Regions from separate parts of the Mus musculus genome. Here region 1 is linked to region 2. Evidence: chromatin loops called from intact Hi-C (ENCODE). Cell type or tissue: left cerebral cortex. All regions are shown on one strand. Links, peaks and the distances in the headings refer to the core of each region. The heading gives the core; the rest is flanking DNA. Region 1 overlaps Ralgps1 (Ral GEF with PH domain and SH3 binding motif 1). Region 2 holds the start of Angptl2 (angiopoietin-like 2).

Region 1 (8,325 bases), core at 138-8,137, 46 kb after region 2:
ATGTTCCGGACACACAAGGACAGGGACACTACACAGATGCTAGGAGCAACACTGCTTAACTGGCTTGTTTCAAGCTTTCATCACAGTAACAGGTGGGCAGGAATGATGCCGTCTCCTACTGGCTGTGTAGAAAGCACTGTTACACGCAACTCGCTGACCTCTGTGAACCCAAAGGCAAAAAGAAGCCGGAACGGCTGCCTGTATTTCAGGTTCACCATCACTAGGGCCAGGTGGCTTGCCCAGATAGCTCGGACAGACCTTTAATGTTGAAAAAGGCATATATAGAGACATCATTTGATTTTGTTTTGTTTCTTTCAAGGCATGGTTTCTCTATGCATCCCTGGCTGTACTAAAACTCACTCTGTAGACCAGGCTGCCTCAAATTCAGAGATCTGCCTGCCTCTGCCTCCTGAGTACTGGGTGGGTTTAAAGGTGTGCACCACTGTTGTATGTAGCTTTATGCTACTGCTTTTACTACCGAAGGCAACTGCAATTCCAGCCTCCTCCCAGCTTCCTTTGAATCCATGGATAAGACACACACACACACACACACACACACACACACACACACACACACACACACACACACACACAAAGTTTGTTCCTTCTCAACTTGCCTTAAGACACAATTGCTGGGTGTTACTATCTCCCAGCAGGAAAAGCATGCTCTAAATAATATTTTTTATCGCTGCTCCTTCCTCCTGCCCTAAACTTCAGTGGCTAGTCCCACCTAGCCCCTGCCACACATTCCTGTCCACCTGCCTGTAGTAGTGGCCAAAGGCCCTGGCTCCTCCTGAGACCTTACATGGCTGCTGGCTTCTTCTCCCTCCAAAGCATGACAAATAAACTCCTCCTCTCCACCCAGCAATTAGTTCCTGACTTTCTTTACTGATAGATCAAGAATCAACTGGAGAACAGGACCTTAGCATTGGAACCACCCCCTTCACACCACCACACCTGGCTTTCCTTTTTAACTGATGCATGCAAACTATAACTCCACTGACTTCCCTGAATCATCTACACTCATCCAGTTGTCACACAAATCCTGCTGCCTTCACTCAAACTGAGGCTCAGCCACTCAGACACCCAAACAGCTAGCTCTCTGGTCCCAACTGGGCCTATGTTCTCCACCATGTCCAGTCCACCCAGGAATCCAATCCCTGGATGAGCAGCACCTCAGATTGCTGGGTGCTTAGACTATAGGTCTGTCACCTCTGTCCTTCCTGGACACACACACACACACACACACACACACACACACACACACACACACACAGAAGGGCTGGATTTTGTGGATCTCCTAAATGGCTCTATTCTGTACCTACAAAAGAAATCAGGTCATGATCAGATTGCTCAAGAATAATTTATAAATTGCTTTAAGAAGAAACTTAACAGATTTTCCCATGATGTGTTTGACAACCAGTTAGGAATTTTCTTTACTAAACTGAAGGAATGAATCAAATAAAAGAGGACACAGGAGTTTTACTATTACTATTCAATAACAGTAAAAGAGATTCTGGGATAATCAATGAGAACAGCTCAGAAGACCACCTGCCTGGTAGCACATCTGTGGTATGAGGGATGGTTTATGCAATAAAAATAAACAATTTTGAGATTATATGTAAGTCTGGGGAATAGGTGGCTAATATGGGAAGGGAACTTTTACAATTATCTATCTGTGTGAAGGAAATGTGTGTGTCTATCACATGAGCTTCTGTGACTGAACTCAGATCACAGGGCTCAGGCCAAAGCGTCTTTACCTGCTGGGCCAGCTCACTGTCCTGAACTTTTTTAAAAGAAGAATTGGAATGACCAGGTCCACTACTCAAGAAAGTGTGGAGTACTTCTGTTTCACCTTCTGACCAAACAGGAAAGCCCGCGCACACACTACTAGCCACTAGGACCCTGACCTCTCATTTAACAAAGATGGCTTAACTATGTGATGGAAAAGTGTGGAGGCTAGACCTAGAAAACTAAGCCACTATGTCTATACATTGCCTAAAGTAGGTGGATCAAGAAACTGTAGCAAATGCTCATGGGTGGAGCTGTGGCATGGACTCCAAGAAACCACTAACCTGGAAGGCTTACCTCTAAAGAGGGAGGGAGTGGGAAGAACAAGGGGTGGAGTAGCAGGGAGGATTAGGGATGTCAATGAGCCTTTCAGTACTTGGCAATCTTTTTAAATTAATGTGCATGCATTCATTATGCTGATAAAAATTCTTTTCAGATTTGGGTCTTTAAAAATAGTGCTTGCTTATTCAGAAAATAGCAGCACCTTCACATGTTAACCTTTTACTACTGTAGAGTCAGCAACTGTGACCTTCACATGGACTGAGGGTCTCTCAGATTTCAGCACTTATAAGGAACCACAGGAAAGGTCCATCAGAACCTCACGTAATCCAGCCACTGCTCAACCAGAGTCGGACACAGACTTCAGCCATTATGCTCAGGGAACAAGGAAAGGAAAGGAGATTATGAAAAACCTCACAGCCCGGGACAGCCAGAGGACTCAGGGGCTCAGTATGGAATGAGTAAGGAATAAAGTGGGGGCATTTTAGAGATTTTAAAATCTCTTTGGCTATATAATATCAGTCAAGAAAAAAAAAGCTACATCCCAGCTCTGCTGCGCTGGAGAACACTGTACACAGCACTCGGGAAAACTGTGACTTTGAAACACAGTTGAGTTGAGAAGTGTCCATGAAGCCTGCTATCATTCCGACTTACTGCAAGGCTGCTTTTGTGTCTCACTTGGCAAGTGTGACCTGTGAGGTCACAGTGGTGCTGGCCTAGCTTGCTCTTCTCCCCTGTCCCTCCCCACAGAAGGAATGCAGCTTAAAGGTGGTCACAGGACAGAGCAACAGAGCGGATGAAACATCACAATGACTGGGAAGCAGATGTGTTAGAAACTTCTGAGTCTCAATAATCCTGAGGAGAGAAAGGTAAGAAAAGCCAAGACGGGCTGCCAAGATGGCTCAGCCGGTAAGAGCACTGACTGCTCTTCTGAAGGTCCTGAGGTCAAATCCCAGCAACCACATGGTGGTTCACAACCACCCTTAATGAGATCTGATGCCCTCCTCTGGTGCGTCTGTACTTATGTATATTAATAAATTTTGGGCCAGAGCGAGTAGAGACTGAGCGAGTGGAGTTGACCGGAGCGAGCAGAGGTCCTAAATTCAATTCCCAATAACCACACGAAGGCTCACAACCATCTACACAGCTACAGTGTACTCATATACATAAAATTTTTAAAAAAATTTTAAAAAGCCAAGGCTATGTATGGGATTGCTGACAAGATGTTCTCAAGCTCACAGCAGGCTGAACCATTTATAGCAGAAATCTATATTGAAAGGAAAATCTACGCTGATAAAAATCACTTATAATTAAACAAAGACACCCAAAATAATGCTGAGCTGAACATTCCAAGCAAGAGGCTAGAAAAGCGGGGAGGTAAAAATACTTTAATGCGCAAACTGAAAAAGAGAGCTGACCACCACACTTCCGGCAGGGACCAGACCCCAGAGCCACTTTATAAAATGTCAACAAAACAGAGCAAAAAGAGAAACATTTACTGCAAAGGCAGGAAGCAGTTACATACTATTAGTACTGAGCCAAGTCCAGACCCCACTCTCACATGAACTCCAATTACAAGGTAAAAAACGGAGTCCCATGTTGTTCATTCTCACAGTGCCTGTGATCTTCCAAAGGCCAACTGAGACTGAGAAGCAAGCACAAAGGCCCCAGGAGGATCTGGGCAGGAGGGGGATGCCCTGGGTGTGAGCGAGCTGCTCTCCTGTGCTCTCAGGGCCACCTGGGAGTGTACACCTGCCATCTGACACCCACCAGCTCCTCCTTGGTCTGGGAAAGTAGCTCAAAGGTGGAGGTTACCTCCATGAAGGGCAAAAGAAAAGTCCCTCCAATTCCAACCTACGAGGACACTGGCATTGTGTTCCTTTGCCTTGAGGGGAAAAGAATAACATTTCCTCTTATGTGGGTCTATTTTCAACAAAGAGCCTATCGCTCCAGATCTATTTTTAAAACACTAGCTCCAGATTCTACTTCAATCCCAGTGTCTGCCGCTGGCTGGTGTGGGAAGACTGCTCAGTGCTGTGGACACAGGAGCACAGTGTGGAAGCTACAGGGAACTAAACTGGGGTATTTTTTTAAAGCAATTTTTTAAATGTCTGGCTATTTAGTGTCTGTTTCTGAAAGACAAAAAGGCTGCCAAGTCCCATCCCAGTGCCACACATCAATAGCAATGGACAGCATTCATGGAAAAGCTGGTACTTCGAATTTTAGTGGTATTTGGGCTGTTTGCTTTTGTCTAAAAGGCTATTTTAAATTCATACAAATAGAAATTAACTTATAGAAATTAGTCATATAAACAAATTTCTGCCCATTGGCAAAAAGTTTTGTCTCCTGGATACCACTGACAATCACCTAGGGAATCCTGATTAATCTGAGAACCATGTTAGAGGTAACTGTGGCACTTCCGACTGGGGACCTGTGACAATGTGGTGGTCTATGTTAGAGATGTCTATGGAATTTCTGACTCGAAGTTGTAACAGTACACTTACTGCATCTTACAGTTAGCAAATCTTTGGCAAGGACTCATTCTGTATTTCTAAGAACCAGAATTGTATCTTTTAAAATAATCCTTTAACAGCTGGGTGGACACAGACATACTTAACAGGCACATGTACATACATATTCTACTTATACTTTCATCATGTATTTCATTTATCATTTATTTATTTTATTCTACTCATGGTGATTTCAGGAGACAGACCCCAAAGCGCTCCCAGGTCTACAACTGGGAGGCAAAGATCTGGACGTACACTCTGGCCAAGGGCTCCCCTGGGGCACAGAGCTGGTATGTGAGTGGGCATTCTGTCTATGTGCAGCTGGGCTGAGCACTGAAAAGGGCCCATAGATGATGTAAGGAAGCTGCAGAACACTTCATGAGGGGTCAGGAGGAAGTGAACAAAGCCATTTTGAGGTAGGGAACTTTTAGCATAGAGGGGTCCAGAGAGGCATCAGAGCCCACAGAAGGCAGAAAAAGTGACCTGGAGGTAGGAAGACTGAGGGATGTTTGAGGAACAACAGTTTGGCTAAAATACAGCAAGTATTGCTTTGGATAAGAACAAAAAGGTAGGAGAGGGAGGGAAACCTGCCTTTTGGCAAAGTCTGTTATTAACTTGGCCATGGTCATACCAAGTCACATACCACCATCTTGCCAGCTTATTCTATTTTCTCAGCTACTTCAGCTCAACTTGCAAATGAGATACTAATTGCAAACCAACAAACATGAACACTGAATACTAATCAAGAGTGGGAGACTGAGCTGCCAGTGGTGGTGTTAACAGGGCCTCTGGCCAGCTCTCATTTGTGGCATACAAGGCTTGGGGCTCTGAACGGCCCTATAGCTGTGGGAAGTAGATGTTGAGCTGACAGAGGCTGGTTTATATCAGATGGGTATGAAGTACCAGGGAAACCATTTGGTGTTTGGTCTCATTGGAAAAAAGCCTCTATTAGGTTCTTGGTGCTCAGGAAAACACTCAGTGCCCGTGAATGTGGCACACCCTAGATGTACCACCCATGAGCACGTACCAACCCTCTAATTTAAGCTCAGGACCTTTCCTTTATTCAAAAGCATCACTGAAATAGAGAGCTGGGTGTGTAAATGGTTAGACCGGCTAGGGATCTTTACCATAATGCTGTAAGAGAGCGTCAGCATGCTGGCGCTGCTCTGCAGGAGCAGTGGGACATGGGGCCTCTGACCAAGCAAGGGCGGGCAGGGGGCAGGGCAGGACAAGGAAAACAAACCAAAGCTCTCTTTAACCAGGTTCCAAACCCCCAGATCTGTGTATACACGGGAGATCACTCCAGCATGGTGTGAGAACAGACTGGTAAGACCAAAAGCAAAGAGACTGGCAGAAGTCAATGATAGTCCAGGTCATACATGCAGGGTCTGCTTTTAGGGATGACAGTTTCTGCAACCCGTTTAAGAACAGCCAAGGAAGCCGGGCGTGGTGGCGCACGCCTTTAATCCCAGCACTCGGGACGCAGAGACAGGCGGATTTCTGAGTTCGAGGCCAGACTGGTCTACAAAGTGAGTGCCAGGACAGCCAGGGCTACACAGAGAAACCCTGTCTCGAAAAAACCAAAAAAAAAATAAAAATAAATAAAAAAGAACAGCCAAGGAGAGCTGAAAATAAAGCTATGTCTGGGCACAGTACTGAACACTTTCACTCATCTACTTTAATCCTTGCCATAAGATGGAGGCTGTGTGCAGCTTCTTCTTAGGTTCCAGGCCTCTCCTTTCCTCTCTGTAGCCTTGGCCTCTCATGCCTATAAAGCTGCATGCATTCAGACCCCAAAGCACAGCTGCATATTATCATAGTTGTCTTCTCTCCCTTTGGATCCTCTCGACTGCATAGTTTCTGTTGAGGTAACACGGCAATAGATGGCTGTACACAGCATATTTGTAGCACCCCTGTGGTGGGGCCTGAAGCTGGGCCTCTCCCCTCAAAGTCTGGGCCCCAGCTCCAAAGGCCTAGCTACACTGCATCATCTTAACAGCTCAAGGCCTAGACTCTGGGACACAGCTCATATTTTATTTTTAGCCCATGGTGCCTTCTCTTTCTTGGCCTGCAGTGTGGCTCTGCTTGGTGTATTAACGTGGCTCTATTTTATGCAGCATTACTGTATCCACATAGTGTAGCAGGAGACAGGGAAGGGAAGCCTTATTCCTCGTCATCTCAGCCTGCCACTTGCCAAAGGTCCAATATACAGGTTGTGAAGACAGTGTCCAGGCTCTCTGTCTCTCTCCTGGAGTCACGGTCAGAGTTCAGACATGCAGCATATCTGAGGTTAAAGGAACACACATGTAGAGAGGGCTGGGACTGGATGGAGCAGGCACTTCAGGGGGTGTGGGGCTCATGAGAGAGGTCTGGCCTAGGAAGACAGACACAGTGACAGCCCTCCAAGCTGGTATGCATGCTCACCAAGGAAAGAAACACCACGGTCAGGACCAAGGTCAGGACCAAGGTCAGAACCTTACAGTCACAAAAGAAACCAGCTGTCAGAAGAGTGGAAGAAGAGCCAGCCTGGGGAAAAAGGCTTCCAGGAGGTGGAGGATGGGCAGTGCCCGATGCTATAGCACTGGCAGGCACAGAGGGTGAAATGTCAGCTTCCCCAGCGACAATGCTCAACTTTTGAGGAGTAGTTCTGGGCTGGCTCCTGCTCCTACCATTGCCCTCCCTGGTCTTCCACTGCCCCATCTGCCTTGTCTGGCTCATCTTCCACCTAGACCAAGGCTCAGAGCCATCTGAGACTGGCAGCCCAGGCTTCCTCCAGCCTCCTTTTATCGAGCCACAGGAGAGCTGCCAATGGTGCTGCTGAAGATAGGGAGCAGCAACACTTCCTGGACAAAGGGGCCTCAGAGCCAAGCATAGGAATGCCACACATCTGCCAGCCATGGTGTCTGTTCTCCTGATGGAGATGGGAGACTGAGAACACTGATCTTGTATGGTGTCTTTCCAGGTCCCGCCCAGCAGACCAGGTCACACTGCCCATCAGTGGTGAGCTCCATGCCAAGGACTTCAGTTCTCACTATGCTGCTGCATGTGAGTCAAACTCTGGATCAATTCGGTGGGAAAGAGAGGGTCACTCTGGGCATGTGCACAGGGCAAGCAGACCATGCATATGGCACATGGAATCCAATAGGTGACTGCCCTACACTTCACAAATTCCATGGCCTAGATCTCTCAGGAATAAGGTAGCCTCTTCCAAGATAATTCTGGTTACAAAGAGATCTTGGCAGCTTATCAGTTGCTAGGGTTCAAACTGAGGGATTCCCTTTCCTCCCTTTCTTGCCTGCTCAACAATCTAGCCACAGGGACCCCTGGGGGCCGCTCCTCAGAACACTCTGCATCACTCTATTCTCTGATCCCCGCTCTACCCAGTTAGCTCCTGGACTCCACCCTCACCCACTCACTGGACCCCTGGTTTCTAGTCTTGGTCTCCATTTCTCCTGATTTGTTTTCTATACATTAGTGTAGTGATTAAAAACACAAAAAACAACACTAAATGAAATTACGTCCATCTCCTCTTCAAAGCCCTCTGTACACTTAGAATGGTACCCTTTGTCCGAGGCTGAGCCCAGCCACACTGACCTGAGGGTCCCTTAGTAACCAAAGTTCTTCTCCCTATACATCTGGGCATCAGATATTCTCCACCCCTCACCCTCTGTAGTTGCTCCTGCTCTTGTCATCTGAGTCTCAGAATGAAGGGCACACTGGGGGAGGGCTCCTGAACGCTCACACA
Region 2 (8,325 bases), core at 250-8,249:
AGTGGAGCAGGCTGGTGAGCCAGGAGCAGAGCTGGCCAGCCTTCCTGTGCCAAAGAAGGAGGGGGCCCCGCCCAGGCCGCCAAAGCAGGCAGGAGGGGCTGGGCCAGCTGGGGCTGGAGCTAGTGTGACATCACCAGGCGGCCCGCCCCTGTCTGGAGCTGAGGGGAGGCCCAGAGCTTTTCTGGGGCCTGGGGGATCCTCTTGCACTGGTGGGCGGAGAGAAGTGCCTGCAGCCAACCAGGGTCAGGCTGTGCTCACAGTTTCCTCTGGCGGCACGTAAAGGCTCCACAAAGGACCTGGGAGTTCAACTGAGGCTGCTGCTGTCGGCCTGGGGATGGACCCCAAGCCCTGAGTGGTGTTGTTGGACCCAGGACCTGCAAGAAGCATGCACTAAGGCAGCTGCGGACCACACTGTGAGGGAGAGCAGGTTGGGAGCAGCCCCGGTGACACCAGAGCCAGCCTCATCCCTAGGAGCTTCAGAGAGCATAGACTGCTGCCAGCTGAGGCCAGTGAGGCAGGGCTGCTCGGCGGCCAGTCCAGCCTGAGACTCGGGACCTCTCCTGGAGGCCACGGCCAGGCTGTGCTGCTGATGGCACCGTGAGGCATGTGAAGCGCTGCTCCAGGGCCAAGCAGGAGAGAAGAGGTAAGGGGTCAGCTCTCAACTGCAGCAGCCAGGGGAAGAGGGGCTTGAGACGGGCAACCCTGACTCCTCCAGCTTCCGTGTGCAGCTGGACCCCACAGGGGTCAAACCTTGCTTTTGCTCAGAGCTGAATCAAGCATCTGACCAGGCAGAGGACTGTGAATACTTGGGCAGGGTGGTGTAGAGGCACAAGCACACTGGGCTGGGATGTTGAGGACTTCATCGGTGAGCTCCACTCACCTCTTTCAGACAAAGAGCCTCTGGGGTGAGCCGGTTTGGCTGTCGGACACAGGCTGGTAGCCGGGTATGTGCATGTGTGTAGGTGCGGATTTGAAAGGGCAGCAGGCTGAGAGTCGCAGGGCAGTGTAGGACTGGGCAAGTTGTGTTCAAGCTCCGGACTCCTGCACACCCAGCCAGCTAGAGTTATGCTACAGCAGAAGCAGATGTAATGCGGACCTGAGGCAGTGGGGGCCTCAGTTCAGAAAGTGCCCTGGGCCAGGCAGCACGAGCTGCCAGCGTGCCAGGAGCAGAGGCGTCCTGTGCGGGACAGAACATGTCACCCACAAGTTTCTGTCGGTAGGACTGGGGCAAAGTGCTGCCCTGACTTTCCCTCTGCGCCCAAGGATACAGTAGATGGATCCCAGGTCTCCAGCCAGCAGGATGTGGCTGAGAGACTGTGGAGGACCTGCTTTCTGAACAGCCTAGTGAGGGGACACAGCAGGCGCCACATACAGAGTCAGTCCCTTGAAAGCAAGCGCTTCAGCATGAGATAACATTTCCAAACAGAAATTCTCTGCTGATCCCTCCCCTCTCCCTGTGACATCCGTGTCACGGGTCAGCTATTGCCTCTGCTGTGGGATTAGGAGAGTTCCCAGAGGCCAGTGTTGTTACTCAGAAAAAGATCCCTTTGAGGAAGACTGAGAACACAAGTTCCAAAGCTAGCTCAGTGCTCTCCACATGGGTTCTTCCAAGTACAGGCCTAGTATGGCAGCGATTATGAGCTGGCTCCTGTCTGAACTCTGTTAAGTGGCAGATCACAGCTTTTCTAAACCTCAGTTTCCTGATCTGTGAAAAAGAGGGCTGAGAGCCCAGCTCAGCAACAGCCCAGCAGACACCTGCAGCAACCCCACAACACACATCTAACTACCTCCATCTCCCAGATGAGGAAGCCTGGCATGTGACTTCAGGGTTTCTTCAAGTCACACATCACTCACTGCTCTCCAGGGGTGGCGCACGAGATGTGTTCAGAGTCTCTAAAGCCCTGGTTACCAGTTATTAGAGCCCAACCATCAGCATGCCCAGAGGGAAGAACCAGTACCCCAACTCTTGCCCTGACCTGGATACATTCTCTAAAGCAGCGGTTCTTAAGCTGTGGGTTGCAACCACATCAGATATCCTACATATCAGATATTTGCATTACAATTCATAACAGTAGCAAAATTACAGTTAAGAAGTAGCAATGAAATAGCTTTATGGTTGGGGGGGCAGTCACCACAACATGAGGATTAAAGGGTATTAAAATAACTTTATTTTATATTTTATTTATCACATATATTATTCATATATTTATATTTAAATATAAAATAATAAAAGAGTATTAAAATGTATTAAAGATACTTTGCATCTTGGACTGGGCTTGAGCCACCTGTAGCATTTCTACATCCTAGAAGTATATTGTAAGAAAACATACAACTAGACCAAAACTTCTAACACCACTCTCCCAGGCAGGATGCTATCCTGCATCACCCTTGGGATCTGCCTACTGGCATCCCTGTCAGAGCCACAGGGATAGGAAAATGGAGCTTCCTTGGTCCCGCAAGAGGGCCACCGGCTGCACCTGTTGCAGAGGGACAAGCAGAGAACAGACTCCAGCAAGCCTGGCCGTGGTAACTACTGCCACACAACACCAGCGTATCTGAGCCCAGGGACAGAGGTTTCCTGAGTTCCTGGTGGCATTTGGAAAGTGGCTGTGAAGTACATGCTTCCAACTCAGGCTTCTGGGGTGGGTGACACTGAAGGTTTCCTACTGCAGTGTGAACCTGGTGGCTTTCTGGCCTCTGCAAAGGTTCTGCCTAACTCTGTGAATCTGGCTAAGACATACAGATTACCACTGGGCAAGGGGAACACAGCGGAAAGAGATAGGTGGACGGCATGTAGGAGTCTAGCGACTCATGCCCAGCATGGCTGTGGGCTCACAGGCAAGAACCCCACAACAGTTGCCCACTGGGCTTGGTGAGCAGGCACTCCATCTTACTCCATCCTTACTCCTACCCTAGAAAATGGGTTCCTGTTTCAGATGAAGGAATAAAGAAAGCTAACTTGCCCAAGCTAACAGCTATGTGATCCATAGGCTTTGAACCTAGTACTGTGTTTCCAAAGCCCACTCCCCCTTCCATTGTACTCCACTACTCCACACGGCATCCTGACCTCTCTGTCCTGATGCCGCCCTATGGCCCTCCCTGGCTGTCAAGTCTGCTTTTGCTGACCTTAATCCCTCCAAGAACAGTGTGCTTCCCTGGCGTCCCTGCTGCCTTCTCTGCAGGGACCCACATCTGCAGCGTGGGGAGTGGAGCTGCGCGGTCCACACTGTTCCCACCCTGCGTGTGGAGGGCAGAGCCTGGGGTTCATCCACCTGACAGGATAGGCGTGCTGGCAGGTATTCCCATCACTGGCCGGGGAATCCTGTGAGGCTGCTGTGTGGGAGTTCAGCACCTACCCTGGGCCACACCTAACAGCCCTTGAGGCAGCACAGGCATCTGAAACAAACACAGCAGACAGCCAGTCTCTGGGAAGGGCAGGTATATTCAGCCTCTGCCTCTCACTGAATCACAGCCTACTTTATCTGGAAGGTTCTCATCTTAGGTGCACACCATAGAACAGCTGTGCAGAACCTAAGAGCACTAGGATGAGATAGGCAGACTGTAAACAATTCTACAAACACCCAGCAGATGGCGCGAGTCATAAGAGATGGCCCTGGGAGCTGATACAGAAGTGGAAACTGAGGCTCCGGAACACAGTACCTCCCATGGCCTCTCCATCGGTGGCCCACAAAGGAGGAACCCCAGCTTTAAGCTGCCCCTCCAGCTCAGCTCACAGTCTGCTACAGCCATACAGTAGAAATCTCTGTGAAGAACTAGATAGAGAAGTGAATCTTTCCTGTAAACTTACAGAAAACGCCGAAGAGGTTACTTAAGCTCGGGCAGCTTGGAGTTTACGGTGGTAGATAGTACACATCAGAATCCTTATTTGGGGGAAGTTTCTGTGGCCAAGCTGTATCCTGCTCCTAACAGGAGCAGGGAGTTGGGGGAGGGTGGGGGTGTTACAGCATCCGGTTCCATGTATACATTGCCATGAGACACATTCTGATCACAGGAATGCTGAGATGCTGGGTGTGGAGCCAGGCCTCTGACAATTGAGCCATTGTGCAGGTCCACTCCCTGGTGAAACCAGCCTGTCTTGAGGCCAGCAGCCCTAGAGACTTGGCCTTGGTCACTCAGTTCTCACACAGGCAGATGGAGACCACCACAGAAATGCCCAGAAGGGACTCTTATCTTCAGCTCCCAAAGACTCCCAGGTTCCCGAAGGCCCAAGCCTTCCAGGGATGGATCCTACTCCAGTCTCTGCTGTGGAAGGTTGGACTGCTGAATGACTCTCCAGCATCCACCCTGGACAGCAGAGGAGACCTGCAGGGTGGATGAGTCCATGAGTAATGAGACAAACCTCAGGCACTTCCCCTCCCCCTAGATCCATCACTTCTAGTCCCCATCCTGGTTGGGTCATGGGGCCCCTTAGTTGTCCTGAGTACTGCCACCTGAGTTAGGAATGCCTGCTGCTGAGGGCCCCTGGAGCACAGAGCCCTCATCTCTTTTTTCCTGCTTTGTCTCTTACTAGTAGCCAGGAGAATAAGTAGAACAAACGTAGTCCTTGGTGTCTAGTTGCCGAGGTGCTGCACTAGCAGCTGGGCGTGCTGAGGCGACTCTAAGAAGCGCACACTCTGGGGCAGCCAGCCAGTACAGTCTGAGCTCTGAGTGCTGGATGGACAGAACTGTTCTTGCAAGCTGGCGTAGAGAGGAGACTTCTGCACAGAGAGGTGGCCTTAAGAGGTCACCTTAGAAAGGAAGACAGATACATACCAGATAGAATTGTGGGAAAGGGCTCTCCAGGCAGAAAGCATGTGAAGGTAAGATGCATGTAAGAATGCTGACTTAATGCCATGTGAATGTTATTTAGTCCTGGAAGTGCATATGGAGTGAATTATAGCGTAGTGTATTGGCCTAGCACACCAAATGACCTGGGTTTAATTGCCTAACACCCCCTAAAATGGGCACTGGCACACAGGGCCTGACATCTCAGCAGGAGGGTCAGGAGTCTCATGGGCATACCAGCCTTGGCCAGTCCCCGGTCTACTTGGACTACACGAGACTCCGTCTCACACCCACCCAGATGCAGGGAGAAACTTAGGAGCGTGTGGGTAAGAAAGCTAGCTTGAAGCCCACCCCTACCATCTGGCAGCCCTGGTCCTGGCCCTTGTCTTCATCCCTTGGCTCCATTTGTTCATCTCTGAAATGGGGATGAATGTGAAGGAGGCATCTCTGTTGGCTGAGGCGACCTTCTGTGTCAGCTACTCAGCTGGGCTCAGGAGAGACGCTCCGGGCAATGTCCAGGTTTTCCAGGAAGCTGCCTGGGGCAGTGGTGTGTAGCCAGCCTCAGACACCTCCCACCCTGGCCCCCAATCCAGGGCTCCAGAGCACACTAGGCACCACAGAAAATGCAGCAGCCAACTCAGAAGCTGGCCTCTCAATGGCTTCTCCAGACACTCCCTGCCTCTGCTCTGCATTCCGTGACTCCTGGCACAGAGGGTTCCGTGTGTGGACTTTGGGGGAATCTCAAAATGGTTCCCTAATAATGCAGCAAGAAAGAGCAACAGCAGAATCCTCATCCCCCTGGCATGGGCACCCAGCTCCCCAGCCTAACCACATCCCCTATGATCTCACGGTGTGACCACAGTCCGCCTCCACACAGTCAGCCTTCCCTGGAAGCCAACGGCTCACCCGTGGCATGTGCACGAGAGCCTGGGACTTCAGGCTTGCCCCACCCCATCTCCATCACTCCTGCAAGCACAGTTGGAGGACGTGAACCTACTCTCTCTGCTTCTCTGGTCTGTGCCTCTGCCCAAGTCACTCGCAACAGGGCCGACCCCAGAATGGAGCCCGACTGGTAGAGGGGAAGGCTAAGCCAGCGGGTGATGGAAGGAAGGCTGCATGGAGAGGGACTTATATAAGGTCTGACGATTGCTAAGCTGAGAAGTGAGGAGGAGCTGGCTGCAGCTCCCTGGGGGCCCTCATGGTCTCTCATGAGGGATGATTCACAGGATGCTGGGTTGAGAAGGGTGGCAGTTGGAGACTGGTTACTCCCACCCTGGCCTCCAGGCTTGGGGTGATTCATGGAGGACAAATGATACACAGTTCCTTCTCCAAGCTACCCAAGGTGAGTCTACCACCGTTTGTCTGCGATGCCCATTCTGGGGTCGCTCCACTCACAGGATGAAGAAGCTCTTTCTAACGTCCAACAAGACTCACCCTTGTACTGACTTGAAAGTCAAGTCTGCTCAACAGTAAGAAGCAACTGCATCCTGGCCATTAGACAAACAAACAAACAGGAGTCTTTATTCATAGTGGTGGAGAGGTGACCTTGGAGTGAGGGCATGGGGCTGGCACTGATCATCAAATATGGTTCTGATGTTTACTCCAGGCGATCTGACACCTTGGAGCCTGGGCTTTCCTTGCTGCTCAGTTCAGGTGTGATCTGCATCCTAGGTCAGGCATCAATACTGTGTTTCCCAAGTGCTAGTAATAATAATCACAGAGCACCCAGTACCTGGAGCCATCTATGCACAGAGATGTGAAGGCCAACAACACAGAGTGTAGGGGTACACATGTGCAACAAAGTAGACGGCCAGTGCTCACACTCCTGCTGCCACATCCCCCACCTGATGGCTCTGTTTAGACACTTACTCTGCAGCAGGCTCCTTCCCCATCCTGGTCAGCGGCAGGCTTAGAAACCACTGTGCAGGCATGCTGGGTCTTCCTGCAGCGTTTACAGTAATAACCATTTGCCGCCGCTTAAGTTTTTGCTGGGCTCTCTGGTGTCCTGATCTTGGACTTGCCATCTCCATTCATGCTCTGATTCTTCAGACTCACTCAAGCACAGAAGCTGGAGGGGAGGGCTAGCCAAACGCACATGGGCCTTGTGGCCTTGGCAAAGGTTACTTTTTAGGTCTCCAGCATGGCTGGGATGCCTCCTCAAGTTTGTGCTCGCAGCTGGCAGTGCAGTGCTAGCTGGGGTGGAGAAGTGTACTCTTCCAGAAGAATACAACCTGCATTGACCAGAATAGCCCCCAAGAGCCAATTCTGCAGACCCCAAGACACCCCTAGCCTCCTTCTGCCTAGAGGATCAGAAGGCTTGTCTTGGAGTTTCCTGTCACACTGCTTTCACAGCAGACCTACTTTGGTGTTTCTAGTGTACCTCCTGCCTGGTTCTGCTACTTCGTAGTTCCATGACAACAACAAGTGATGGTCTTCAGTCTCAACAGTACCCCCCACATACACACAACATACCTTTAGCCTTGAGTGCACCTTGTGGTAACTAGATAGATATAATACGCTGAGGATATACATGGCTCAGCAGGCAGAGTGCTTGGCTAGTTCTCATTAATCCTCAGCACTGCATAAATGGGGGTAATAATACAAGCCTCACACCCAGCACTGGGGAACTGGAGGCAGGGCTGATCCTCAGCTTCACAGGGAGTTGAGAGCTGGCCTGAGACACATGTGACCCTATTTAAGGAAAAGGGCAGGAATACTAGAAATACATAAGCCCACAAAGACCGTGAGTGTGAGAGCTCACCACCAAAGTTCCTCAGCATTTCAGCAGTCAAACGGAGTAACTGCCCTGCTGTTACTTAGGATGCAGGTGTAGGCCGCCAGCACCTGGCTACATGGCTGTCCTGAAGCCATGGGCCCTTCCCAATGGGCTGCTGGGAACATTCAGTAACATGGTACAGACAAAGTGCTTGCTTCCCAGAACTAACTGGCTGCAGCTATTTGTATTATCTGAACCTTTCTCGTCCATTCCCAATGTTTGTGATAAGAACCCAGAAGCATATCCCAGGCCAGCAGCTTCTGCCACTGGGCAGGAGTCAGCTCTGTATTACCAAAATGATGCTTCATCCCATGAAGTAGCCCAATGCCCAGGCTACAGTGCTGTGATGGCCAGAGGGATGCAGACACGCAGTGTGTGGCCCCATCACACAGGCCAAATGGGGACACTAAGACAGCCCATAGGAGGCTGGGTGAGACCCAAGCCCAGGGAGTCCTCCCCATGTGCAAAGGCTGTCCTGCCACGTGGTTACTGCAGCCTTACAGTTAGAGAGAGGGAAGCCCGGCACAATGGAAACTCCTCACCACACAATGTGGAAAAGCGATTCCGATCGGTGTTTTTATTTTAATTTCTAAGCCAAGGAAAACAGTTGGGTTTGCTTTTCTTTGTTGGTCATGGGGAGAAAGCAAGGAGGGGCACTTTGCCTAGAGTTGAGCTAGTCTCCAGCCTAAGACGGCTGGAATGCTGGGGGGTTACTTCTCTTGGGATGCAATTAGCTGAATAAATATCAAGAAAGCAAAAGTAAA

What was found. Hi-C counts contacts between places; a loop is a spot of excess contacts. Peaks named below come from ENCODE experiments on the same cell type or tissue, not always from the same donor. Only the 100,000 strongest peaks of a DNase experiment are listed, where the experiment ranks them.
Region 1: a loop joins it to region 2, with 2.1 times the contacts of the local background. A loop is called at or near these places in 5 of 42 quality-filtered maps.

The regions. Positions count from the first base shown.
Region 1 is chr2:33,261,922-33,270,246 of GRCm38, forward strand. All of the region lies in intron 7 of Ralgps1 (Ral GEF with PH domain and SH3 binding motif 1), which reads right to left. Among named protein-coding and RNA genes, the nearest start is that of Angptl2, 50 kb to the left of the region's middle. In left cerebral cortex, for the core only: a CTCF peak has its summit at 4,082; DNase peaks (open chromatin) are centred at 4,066, 5,394, 6,593 and 7,342; H3K27ac peaks cover 2,387 bases.
Region 2 is chr2:33,215,811-33,224,135 of GRCm38, forward strand. The region is part of intron 8 of Ralgps1 (Ral GEF with PH domain and SH3 binding motif 1); the gene reads right to left. Angptl2 (angiopoietin-like 2) reads left to right here and starts at 151. Exons shown (of 5, transcript NM_011923.4): 1 at 151-643. In left cerebral cortex, for the core only: a CTCF peak has its summit at 3,581 (motif pointing right); DNase peaks (open chromatin) are centred at 3,573, 4,071, 4,626, 5,702 and 1 more place; H3K27ac peaks cover 3,883 bases.